Regions from separate parts of the Homo sapiens genome. Here region 2 is linked to region 1. The links are chromatin contacts, found by Hi-C or POLR2A ChIA-PET in ENCODE. All regions are on one chromosome and are shown on one strand. The core of a region is the stretch at or near the end of the contact, and the rest is flanking DNA. Distances in the headings are between cores, read along the strand shown. Region 1 overlaps CLYBL (citramalyl-CoA lyase). Region 2 overlaps CLYBL (citramalyl-CoA lyase).

Evidence for each region. A loop is a pair of places that touch in the nucleus more often than their neighbours do. ChIA-PET counts read pairs that join two places held with the same protein, here RNA polymerase II (POLR2A). Pooled maps may share reads with other maps.
Region 2: a loop to region 1 is called in a map of CD4-positive, alpha-beta T cell, with 2.2 times the contacts of the local background. The contact joins two enhancer-like sites. A Hi-C loop is called at or near these places in 3 of 168 maps with a recorded cell type or tissue (CD4-positive, alpha-beta T cell, CD4-positive, alpha-beta memory T cell and naive thymus-derived CD4-positive, alpha-beta T cell), 1 of 37 single-sample maps with no recorded cell type and 10 of 50 pooled maps. POLR2A ChIA-PET finds 5 or more read pairs at or near these places in 8 of 52 experiments (CD4-positive, alpha-beta T cell, CD4-positive, alpha-beta memory T cell, CD8-positive, alpha-beta T cell and 5 more).

What each region holds. Positions count from the first base shown.
Region 1 is chr13:99,814,428-99,819,705 of GRCh38, forward strand. All of the region lies in intron 2 of CLYBL (citramalyl-CoA lyase), which reads left to right. The region is part of intron 1 of CLYBL-AS3 (CLYBL antisense RNA 3); the gene reads right to left. Among named protein-coding and RNA genes, the nearest start is that of CLYBL-AS1, 88 kb to the left of the region's middle. RefSeq lists a silencer at 3,431-3,601. Within about 2 kb of position 3,789, at least 3 of the 41 ENCODE cell types and tissues checked have a DNase peak (open chromatin) inside an H3K27ac peak, as active enhancers do; they include CD4-positive, alpha-beta T cell and CD8-positive, alpha-beta T cell, where a contact is called at or near this core.
Region 2 is chr13:99,655,586-99,660,538 of GRCh38, forward strand. All of the region lies in intron 1 of CLYBL (citramalyl-CoA lyase), which reads left to right. Among named protein-coding and RNA genes, the nearest start is that of MIR4306, 15 kb to the left of the region's middle. RefSeq lists enhancers at 1-727, 2,628-2,717, 2,728-2,777, 3,658-4,173. Within about 2 kb of position 2,391, at least 29 of the 41 ENCODE cell types and tissues checked have a DNase peak (open chromatin) inside an H3K27ac peak, as active enhancers do; they include CD4-positive, alpha-beta T cell and CD8-positive, alpha-beta T cell, where a contact is called at or near this core.

The DNA.
Region 1 (5,278 bases), core at 2,539-5,038:
AAAATAGGGAGAAGACCAGACACAGTGGCTTATAATTGTAATTCCTGCACTTTGGGAGGCCAAGGCAAGAGGATCGCTTGAGCCCAGGAGTTTGAGACCGGCCTGGGCAACATGGTGAGAGAGATCCCTTCTCTGCAAAAAAATTAAAAAACTAGCCAGGCATAGTAGCATTCACCTGTGGCCCCAGCCACTTGGGAGGCTGAGACAGGAGGACTGCTTGAACCTAGGAGGTCAAGGCTGCAGTAAACTGTGAGCACACCACTGTATTCCAGACTGGGCAACAGAACAAGACCCTGTCTCAGAAAAAAAAAAAAAAAAGGAGTCTGGGCGTGGTGGCTAAAGCCTATAATCCCAGCACTTTGGGAGGCTGAGGCAGGAGGATTGCTTGAGTCCAAAAGTTTGAGACTGGCCTGGGCAACATAGTGAGACCTCATCTCTACAAAAAATCAAAAATTAGCCCAGCATAATGGTGCATGCCTGTGGGTCCCAGCTGCTCAGGAAGCTGAGGCAGGAGAATGGAGCCCAGGAGGTCAAGACTGCGGTGAGCCATGATCACACCACTACACTTAGCTTGGGCAACAGATTGAGACCCCATCTCAAAGAGCAAGCCAGGGTGGGCCTCTTAAAGCACAGGTTTCTTGAGTGGTCCCAGAGGTAACACACCCCACATGGTCTCACTCTGCCTCTAGGGGAGGCACTTCAGAACCCACTGTTAATCAGGACAAAGGATCCCTCCGTGGAACAATTCTGGGGAGCTGCATTCCCAAGAACAGCAGATTAAAAATCAAATCCGGGAAAGGAGCTAAAACCTTGCGTGCTGCAAGATATAACTCATGTGTACGTGTTTGTGAATGGCGTGTGGGGATGGTGCATGGGGATGGTGTAGATGAGGGGATGGATGGACCTATGAAAAGCTCAGAGATCTATCAGAGCAAGCCTGGGCAAAATAGCGAGACTCCATCTCTACCAAAAGAAAAAAATTAGCCAGATGTAGCAAAAGAAAAAATAAATAGCTGGGTATGGTGGCATGCACCTGCAGTCCAGCTACTTGCAGGGCTGAGGACAGAGGATTCCTTGAGCTGAGGAGTTCAAGACCACAGTGGGCGATGATGGCGCCACCGCATTCCAGCTTGAGTGACAGAGCAAGACCTTGTCTCTAAAAATAAATAAAAAATTGGCCAGGCACGGTGGCTCAGGCCTGTAATCCCAATACTTTGGGAGGCCGAGGCAGGCGGATCACTTGAGGCCAGGAGTTCAAGACAAACATGGTGAAACCTCGTCTCTACTAAAAATACAAAAATTAGCCATGCATGATTGTGTGCACCTGTAATCTCAGCTACTCTGGAGGCTGAAGCAGGAGAGTCACTTGAACCCAAGAGGCAGAGGTTGCAGTGAGCCAAGATCGCGCCACTGCACTCCAGCCTGGGTGACGGGGAGTGAGAGCCTGTCTCAAAAATAATAATAATTAACTAAAATTTAATTAAAAATTTTAAAATTTTTTGTTAAAGATCTATCAGCAGAGCAGCCTGGCTGCATTTTGTATAGGTACAGTTATCCATACTTCAATTGTTTCTGAATTCCAGTCAAACAACTTAACATAGTAATTATATTCGCAATGACTAACTTAGTATTTACCAAGTGCCCAAATGTTCAAGGCATTGCACTGGTTAGATTTGGCAGAGGACAGAGAAATATGAAATAGCAATTTTCTTTTTCACATTGTCCAGTCTAAGCTCTGGCTATAACTTCTATATTTGGCATAAACAACAGTCACCAGAGACCAATAAGACTTGGTCATTTGTTCTGATTTGAACTCATTTGTTTAACAAATGAGAAGATTTAACATCAAAATGCCAACCTTGGGACAGATATCTGTTTTCCAAGATGCTGAAGCTTACCACCAAATGATATTTTGATGTGCTATTTAGGATGTTTTTGCTTGAAACTGGCTCTCAATGACTGTGCCCTTACTTTTGCTGGTCAGGAGCACAGTGAAATTGCTCTGAAAACAAGCAAGTGTCTTAGAACCCCAAGAATGAGGCAGTAGCCTCGTAAAATGGGCCCTGCTATGACCTGAATGTATGTGTCACCCTCAAATTCATGTGTTGAAACCTCAATGTGATGGTATTTGGAAGTGGGGCCTTTGAGGAGTGATTAGGTCATGAGATGGAGCCCACATGAACTGGACTAGCGCCCATATGAAAGAGGCTCCTCAGAGCTCCCTTGCCCCTTGGGCCCTGGGTGGACACAGTGAGAAAGTTCCATCTATGAACCAGGAAGCAAGTCCTCACCAAACACCGAATTTGCCAGTGCCTTGATCTTGGACTTCCCAGCCTCCAGAACTGTGAGAAAGAAATTTTTATTGTTTATAAGCCACCCAGTCTATGGTATTTTGTTATAGAAGCCCACATGGACTAAGGCTCCCAAGAAGATAAATATGCCAACTGTTTTCTAGTGCCTTCAGGCTGGGGCTTCATGGAAGTGGTGGGGAGCCTGAACGTGCGCTGCGGATAGGGTTTTACTTCCTGCTACCCATCAACCATGGGATAATGCCTGACAAAGATGCGAATGACCCCGGAAATGTGAGTGAAGGCCATGTAATTATGTAGGCTTTCACTCCTTCTTTCTCAGCCGATTCAGCTCTTAGCCAGATTCTCTTGTTCCATCACCAGGTTTTATCCCTGCTAACTTTCTTTCCCCAGGAATGATTTTCATTGAGATCGTAGTGTGTTTCCTCAAAAGAAGACTAGATTGTAATTGGGTGTCCTTAGATGTAGAACAACTCTCCTGTTTAGATTTCAACATATATATCTTTAGCTTTAATGTGTGTATGAGAGAGAGAGAAAGGAGAGGAAAGGAGACGAGAGGAGAGGAGACGAAAGGAGAGGGGAGGAGAGTGGAGGAGAGGGAAAGTGATTAAGAGAGAGAAGATGTGAAAACTTAAGCACTGGCCGGGTGCAGTGGCTCACGCCTGTAATCCCAGCACTTTGGGAGGCCGAGGCGGGCGGATCACGAGGTCAGGAGATTGAGACCATCCTGGCTAACACGAAACCCCGTCTCTACTAAAAATACAAAAACTTAGCCGGGCGTGGTGGCAGGTGCCTGTAGTCCCAGCTACTCAGGAGGCTGAGGCAGGAGAATGGCGTGAACCCGGGAGGCAGAGCTTGCAGTGAGCAGAGACGGCGCCACTGCACTCCAGCCTGGGCAACAGAGCGAGACTCTGTCTCAAAAAAAAAAAAAAAAAAAGAAAAGAAAAAAGAAAAGCACTGAGCTAAAGTAAAGAAAAACCACTGGGCAGGACATGGTGGCTCATGCCTATAATCCTAGCACTTCGGGAGGCCAAGGCAGGAGGATTGCTTGAACCCAGGAGTTTAAGACCAGTCTCAGCAACATGGTGAAACCCCATATCTACAAAAAAATTTTAAAATTAGTCGGGCGTGGTGGCACACACCTCTAGTCTTAGCTACATGGGAGTCTGAGGCAGGAGGATCGCTTGAGCCTGGGAGGTCAAGGCTGCAGTAAGCTGTGATCACACCACTGCACTCAGCCTGGGTGACAGAGTGAGAACTTGTCTCAAAAGGAAGGAAGGAAGAGAAGGAAGGAAGGAAGGGAGGGAGGGAAGAAGTGACGGAAGAAGTGAGGGAAGGAGGAAGGGAGAAAAAAAAAAGGAAAGACCTGGATTCCAATTCTTGCCCTATTTCTGATCAGATATGAGAACTTATGTGGCAGAGATCAGTCAGCTGGTTACCAGAACCCATTTCCTCTTCCTCCTGGCACACAGATCTACTTCCACCCCTCCTCTGCAGTTATCTGTCACCTTAGGATTACACTTTGGCTGATAGCATGTGAGTAGAAAGGATGTTTACTACTTCTAGCTCCTGCCCACAAAACTTTTCACTCTCTGTGTTCTTTCTCCGTCCTCGGGTTGATTGTTAATAGAGAAAGACTGTGGGAGTTACGGGTTAAAGATGATAAAGCCACTGGCAGCCAGGACCCCTGAAGATCACATGGAGCAGAAAACACACACACACACACACACACACACACACACACACACGGACACACACTGCCACACTGCCACTGATCAGATTCGACATGAACAGGAAAGGCACTACTATTATGCTAATCCTCTTTAATTGTGGGGTTTCTCTGTTACAACAACTCATACTGCTGGAGCTGAAATGTGTTGCGAAGTCATTTTAACCTCTTCTGTTTCTATAGCTGTGATGTAGGATTTGCTTTTTACAAAGCTTCACTTAATCCACTTGAGATTGAAATGTGGTGTGTGTAAAAAAGCTTTCCTTATTCCATGTTCTTTTCCAGCCCTTCCCTGGGCGTTTGTACTTAGTTGCAGTAACAGTTTAAATATAATTTTACATTAGCTCTTTTTCACTTAGCACACCAGAAGCATTTTTCCGCATCTCCACAGTCTTCATAATTATAAATGTTAATGACTGCTTAATATTCCATCAAGCTGATGCACTGTAATTGTCTAAAACAAGTGTGAGATGTTGCTGTTATATCCTGCTTTGAGAAAATCCAACTTATCAAGACAAAAAAATTCTCTACAAGGGGACTTTTATATATTGAGTGCCTTACGTTTCCAAGGTATAATTTAAATTACACAAATTTAATAGGCCAGGCGTGGTGGCTCACACCTGTAATTCCAGCACTTTGGGAGGCTGAGGCGGGAGAATCGCTTGAGGCCAGGAGTTTGAAACCAGCCTGGTCAACATAATATCTCTACAAAAGAAAATTTTTTAAAAAATTAGCCAGGTATGGTAGCACATGCCTGTAGTTCCAGCTTCTGGGGAGGCTGAGGCAGGAGGATCACTGGAGCCCAGGAATTTGAGGCTACAGTTAACTATGATTATGCCACTGCACTCCAGTCTGGGTGACAGTGAAACCCTGTCTCAAAAAAAAAATTAATAGACCCTCAGTCACCTACTATACAGAGCAAAGTACTTGTATTATCACTGGGAAAAAATTTATATATATATATATATATATATATATATATATATATATATATATATATATAATATTTGTCAGGGTTGTCTGGGGGACAGAACCAATAGGATATATATAGATATATAAGAGGGGATTTATTATGGGAATTGGCTAACGTGGTTAGGGAGGCTGGAAAGTTCTGCGATCTGCTGTCTGCAAACGGAAGACCTAGAAAAGCAGGTGGTGTGATTCATCTGAATCCAAAAGCCTGAGAACCAGGGAGGCCACATATGTAAGTCTCCAGATCTGAAGGCCCCGCAGCCAGGAG
Region 2 (4,953 bases), core at 1,141-3,640, 160 kb before region 1:
GTGGCGTCCTCTTTCATCCCACTAAATAACACATTGGTGGCTTGATCTGCCATGAAGCTGACAATCAGAGCAAGTATTTGAAGCCTGGGAAGCTGTGTGGGCCTTGCTTGTGGGACCTGGTGTCAGCTGATGACGTGGCCCTGTCTGGGTGCCCGTGAGTCAGATGGCAGGGATGGCCTGACATCATGAACACTAGCTCCACCTACGTCACATTGGACTTGACTCTTTACAGAGCACCTAGGAAGAGATATTGATGAGTGAACCATTGCCCAGTCATCGAGTTAATTATTTCCCCCCAGAAAGGTTAACATACTGAGGACAGAGAGGGCATGTGTAGGCGGCAGGGCGCACTTTTCATTTAGTCTGGTTCGCAGGTGCGGTCAAGACGATTCCTTATTGTCTTGGAGCCAGCCCTTTTAAGCCTTCCTGCACAGCTCTGTGACAGTCTCGCGGGGAGACCTGTGAGGCCACTTTCCTTTTTTCCAGACCCACCCCCACCTTTGAGATTATCACTCTTCCTGCTTTGTTTTCTGAGGCTTTTTGGCTTTTTAGTTTATTTGTAATTAGAGCAGAAAAGGTACAGTAATCGGATAGAAGGGTTGGGAGTGATAGAATGAGCCAGGATGCGGTGGAGAAATGGGGTGGAGAACCCCCAGACCTTAGGGTGGCGTGTTTGTCAGGGAGTAGACCAGGGTGCAGTTCTAGGCAGACCACTAGATGGCACTCACACATTGGTGTTCAGTCGGGTCCACGGCACTTTCCACTTTGGGCTTCTGTAAAATCTCCCCATGAACTAGCCAAAGCTTTGTATCTGTCATCCCGCCATTTGTCCCTCTAACCTCTCTTGATCGTCTACAGATAGGTATATATATATGTTCCTCTCTAGTTCATTTTTCTCTTAACATTTAGTGACCTTAAAAACCTGGCAGAAATACCTTCAAAGCCTCCCACCTTGTTAGCTGCATTGCCGCATTTTTACTGTTCTCCTAAGCCAATGTTTACATGGCAGTAAATCCATGTTTAGAGTAGGTAATAGAGAAACCTGTTTCTCTCTCAGTCACTCTGAGGGTATGTTTGATAAAGAAATGGAAATTGAGAGGATGAGTTATTAAAAGGATTAATAGGTAACAAATTTTTTTAAAATTTCCATTCAAAATTATGGGTTGGTAAATTGTAAGATACTTAAAATTAATGAGTTGTTTTATCAAATCATTTTCTGTTGTTAGAGAATTTTCAGCAAGCTGAGATTCAAATGCAAAATGTCTTATTGCATACTGCTGGCTCTAGGAAGGAGGAGGGACAGACAGGAAATCATGGTTGATGTTATCTTTACCAAGGTGCATGTGGTGTGAAAGCAAAACCCCATCTTAAATTCATCATCCGTTCTGATGTTGCACAGAAATGAAAATTAATTTCTATATGTCAACTAAAATGGATTCTGCTCCTGCCTGGTTCAATTCTGTCTTAGCTGCGTGGACATCTTGGGGAGCTGCTCTGATGGTACATGCAGACGTGCTTCATCTGTGCACTTCTTAGCTGAGATAACAGTGCTCCGAGCCCCACTGTTAAGGTTAACCTGTATACTGCAGAAGGACAACAGATGGAAATTCTGGTTTGCAGCCACTGCAGAAAAATAAAAACATGTTCCAAAGGGAAAAGGATCTTGTATTTCTGCGTTTGAACCTTTGATCCGCATTCACATCTGAAGGGAGGGCTAAACCTTTTGGTGGAGACACATGGCTTTGCATCTGTGAAAACACAGCTGTATAGAGCAAAACAAAACTAGTGGAAAATACAATGGTTTTGCTGTGTCAGGCTCACCGCTAATGCTTGAATTCTATATAAATATTGTCTTTTGATAGTTCTTTCAAAAATCTTTCTTGACTTTCCATATAATTGTCCAATAATGTTATTCTTTTAAATTCAGATTTGGGGCTTTTTAGGATTAAGGCACAAATGTCTCTTTTCTTTTAAAAAGGCAGTAAAATAAACAGATTGTAGTTAGATCATAATAACATCTAAATTTTGACCTAATTAGAGGGGGAGATGGGGAAAAAAACTCTTTAAAAGAAGATTAAGGTAAAGTTCTAACTTTATCCTTGATTCTGAATTTTTTTTCTTTTTTGGAAATATTGCATACATTTTATACTGCAAGTTACAATGTGAAGGGCCTTTGAAGCACTCTAAAGAGACTTAGCTGCTTTGTTTTGAGCAATTAAGGTTTGTTATTGAGTGAATTAAGCAGCTCTGCTGTGGCTCATCTGTAAATAGTGGTCTTCAGCGAGTTTCTTGATCCGCTTTTCCCAGGAACAGAAGCCAAGTCGGCTTCCTTAGGAGCTGCTCGCCCTGAGTCTCCATGTTTCCTCGCAGTCCGGGGCAGAACCCAAGCCCGTGCCTTCCTCGCCCTGCCTTCGGAGTTTCCTGCTATTGACCTGGCGGGGCGCGCCAGCCCTCCCTGCCCGCTGGTGCCGCGGTCCCTCTCGGCTGCAGCAGTGGGGCACAGGGACGTCATGGACAAAAGACGAGGATGCCAGTTCGATGTGCGAGCAGAAGGCCGCCTGCGTGCGCTCTGCAGAGCAACCGGCCCGGTTTCATAAGGGGCCGCCGGCAGGGGACTGCCATGGCGCCCCCTCCTACCCTTTTTGGCACCAGCAGCTTCATCCGCAGGCCCACTCGGGGTGAATAGTGTGGGAGCTCTCAAGAGAAAGAATTTTAGGTTTGTCGATAGTAATCACCACCTTCAGCGCTCCTCCCACTGCTGGAGAGACCGCGGACTGGGTGACAAGTCTTCCAGGCTCCCAGAAAGTTTCTGCTGCAAAGCGCAGGGTCCGCCTCCCACTTCCAGGAGGGACCAGGAGGGAACCATCGCGAAACCCCGAGGCTGCCGGGGACTCTGACTGAGGCCTTTCCTCCTGTGTCCCTCTCCCCCACGCCGGCCTCCCCTCCTTTCAACTCTCTGCGCTTTGAAACCGCGGAGTTGGGGTAGCTAGGCCCTCCAGCCCGGCGACAGGCCTCGGCCACAGGCAGCGGGGCGGGGTGTGGACAGGAACAAGGAGGTGGGGTGGGGAGGAAGCCTCGGGCAGAGCAGGTTCTCTGCGGAGTTTCGGCAGCCGGGTTTATCCATTTTGATTAAAGAAAAGTAAAAAAAATCCCCCAAAACCAAACAACAAAAACCCTCTCCCAACCCCCAACCCGCCTCCACAGCTGCATTTTGTTCCTGGGACTGTTGGTGTCACCAGAGCCTCTTTTTTTATGCAATCCTAGACTCCATTGCAAAGGACTTGTAAAGCCTATTAATTTTTCAGGCAAAACAGATCAAGCCTGCCTTTGATGCTGCTGTTTCCTAATTTAGTATTCAAAGGTAAAGAATCCTACTACCGTCTCTTCACTTTTTACATAATTAAAAGAGATTTTTCCCCCAGGGGCAAAGAACTAGTTGCTTAGTATTTTTTGAAGTGAAAGGTCTAACTTTATATCACATCTGTTTTTATGCTCTTTCCTAAACATAACCAATATTTACTCTTTGCTGGTACTTAGTTGCATGCTATTCACCCTTGCATTTTAATTTCTGACAGAGAGGGGATTAGTATTCCTCTTCTAAATCATCCTCTAAGCTATGTGTGTGTGTGTGTATATATATATATGTATATATATGCGTGTGTGTGTGTATTTCTCCTCTAACAAACTGAGAGTGCAATTTAAAAAACTGTAGAATCAGTGATTGCCCTAACTTGTGCATGACTCTTGATTTCACACAGGAGCATTCAAAAGTTCCGTTAAGTGGGCTTTCACAGGTTTCCATCTGCTGTGTTTAATAGCAAATTGCGACCCTTCAAACCACTTCAAGGCCTTTTGTGTTCTTATCTGTGCATTTCAATACTTGCTGGGGAAGTGCCTTCAGTTTCACTACATATGCAAAAAGCCAGGCTTGAATTTTTTGACACCCCCTTTTCATTTGTTGGTGGAGTCCTGTTTTCTATTGTTTGCTTGTTGATGTTGGCAAAAGTCATTTATTTAATGATGCCAGGAATACTATGCCCTATTCTTTATTGGCAGGAAATCCTAAAACATCCGGGAGTAGTTTAAAAATTAATGCATGCCGTTGAAACTTACATATTGGCATAGTTTTATTTTCCCATCATAAGGTAGATGATATTTTAAAGGTATTATATAGTAATAGTCACCAGAAGCCAATTAAAACCACTAGGATTCTATCAAAAACCTGTTTGGCGGCATAAATAATTGATATGTGGAAATAAAGCAGCATTCTCTGGGCAGGGGCCTCCTGTACAGACCTGGGTGGCGTTAGCAGTCTCTCTTCTGTGAACCAGGGGGCGATTTCTGGGCATAATATCACCTGGATTTAAAAAACTTAATAATAAGGCCACACACGCATTTTTAAAAAAACTTCCCTTGCCTGTGGAGACAGAGAGGAGATAGCGATGTTATTTTCAGGTGTTTGAGCTTCTTAGAGAAAAAGAAACAAATACCAGACTCCTTAGGAGCTAGGTGCGAATGGAATAAATTGAGGCACTCCAGCGACACATCCAGCTTGTTTTAAATGATGTGATTAAAAAGGACATCTGAGAACAAATTTATGAAGTTGTTATGGCAACTGAAATACTTGGATTGAAATGTGTGTATCTAAAACATGAAAGATTGCAGGAAGCCGGAGAAACAAGCAAAGCATTGTGTTTGGGAAAGGCAATTGAACAGTGGTAGCCAAATATTATTCCTCTGTCGGTCATCCTTCAGGGTAACTGCCTCGGTTTCCACTTTTAAAAACGTGTGGTGATTGATGCTTTCATGGACTCTGTTGCCCCAAGTCCCCAAGCCTTGTACCAGCGTTTGCTCATTGGTCCTTTGACCTGTTGAGAACACAATCTCTGTATTGTGTTCAATGCAGGGATGCATTTAGAGTTGCCCCTGCATCTACCCATTAAGTTTATACTC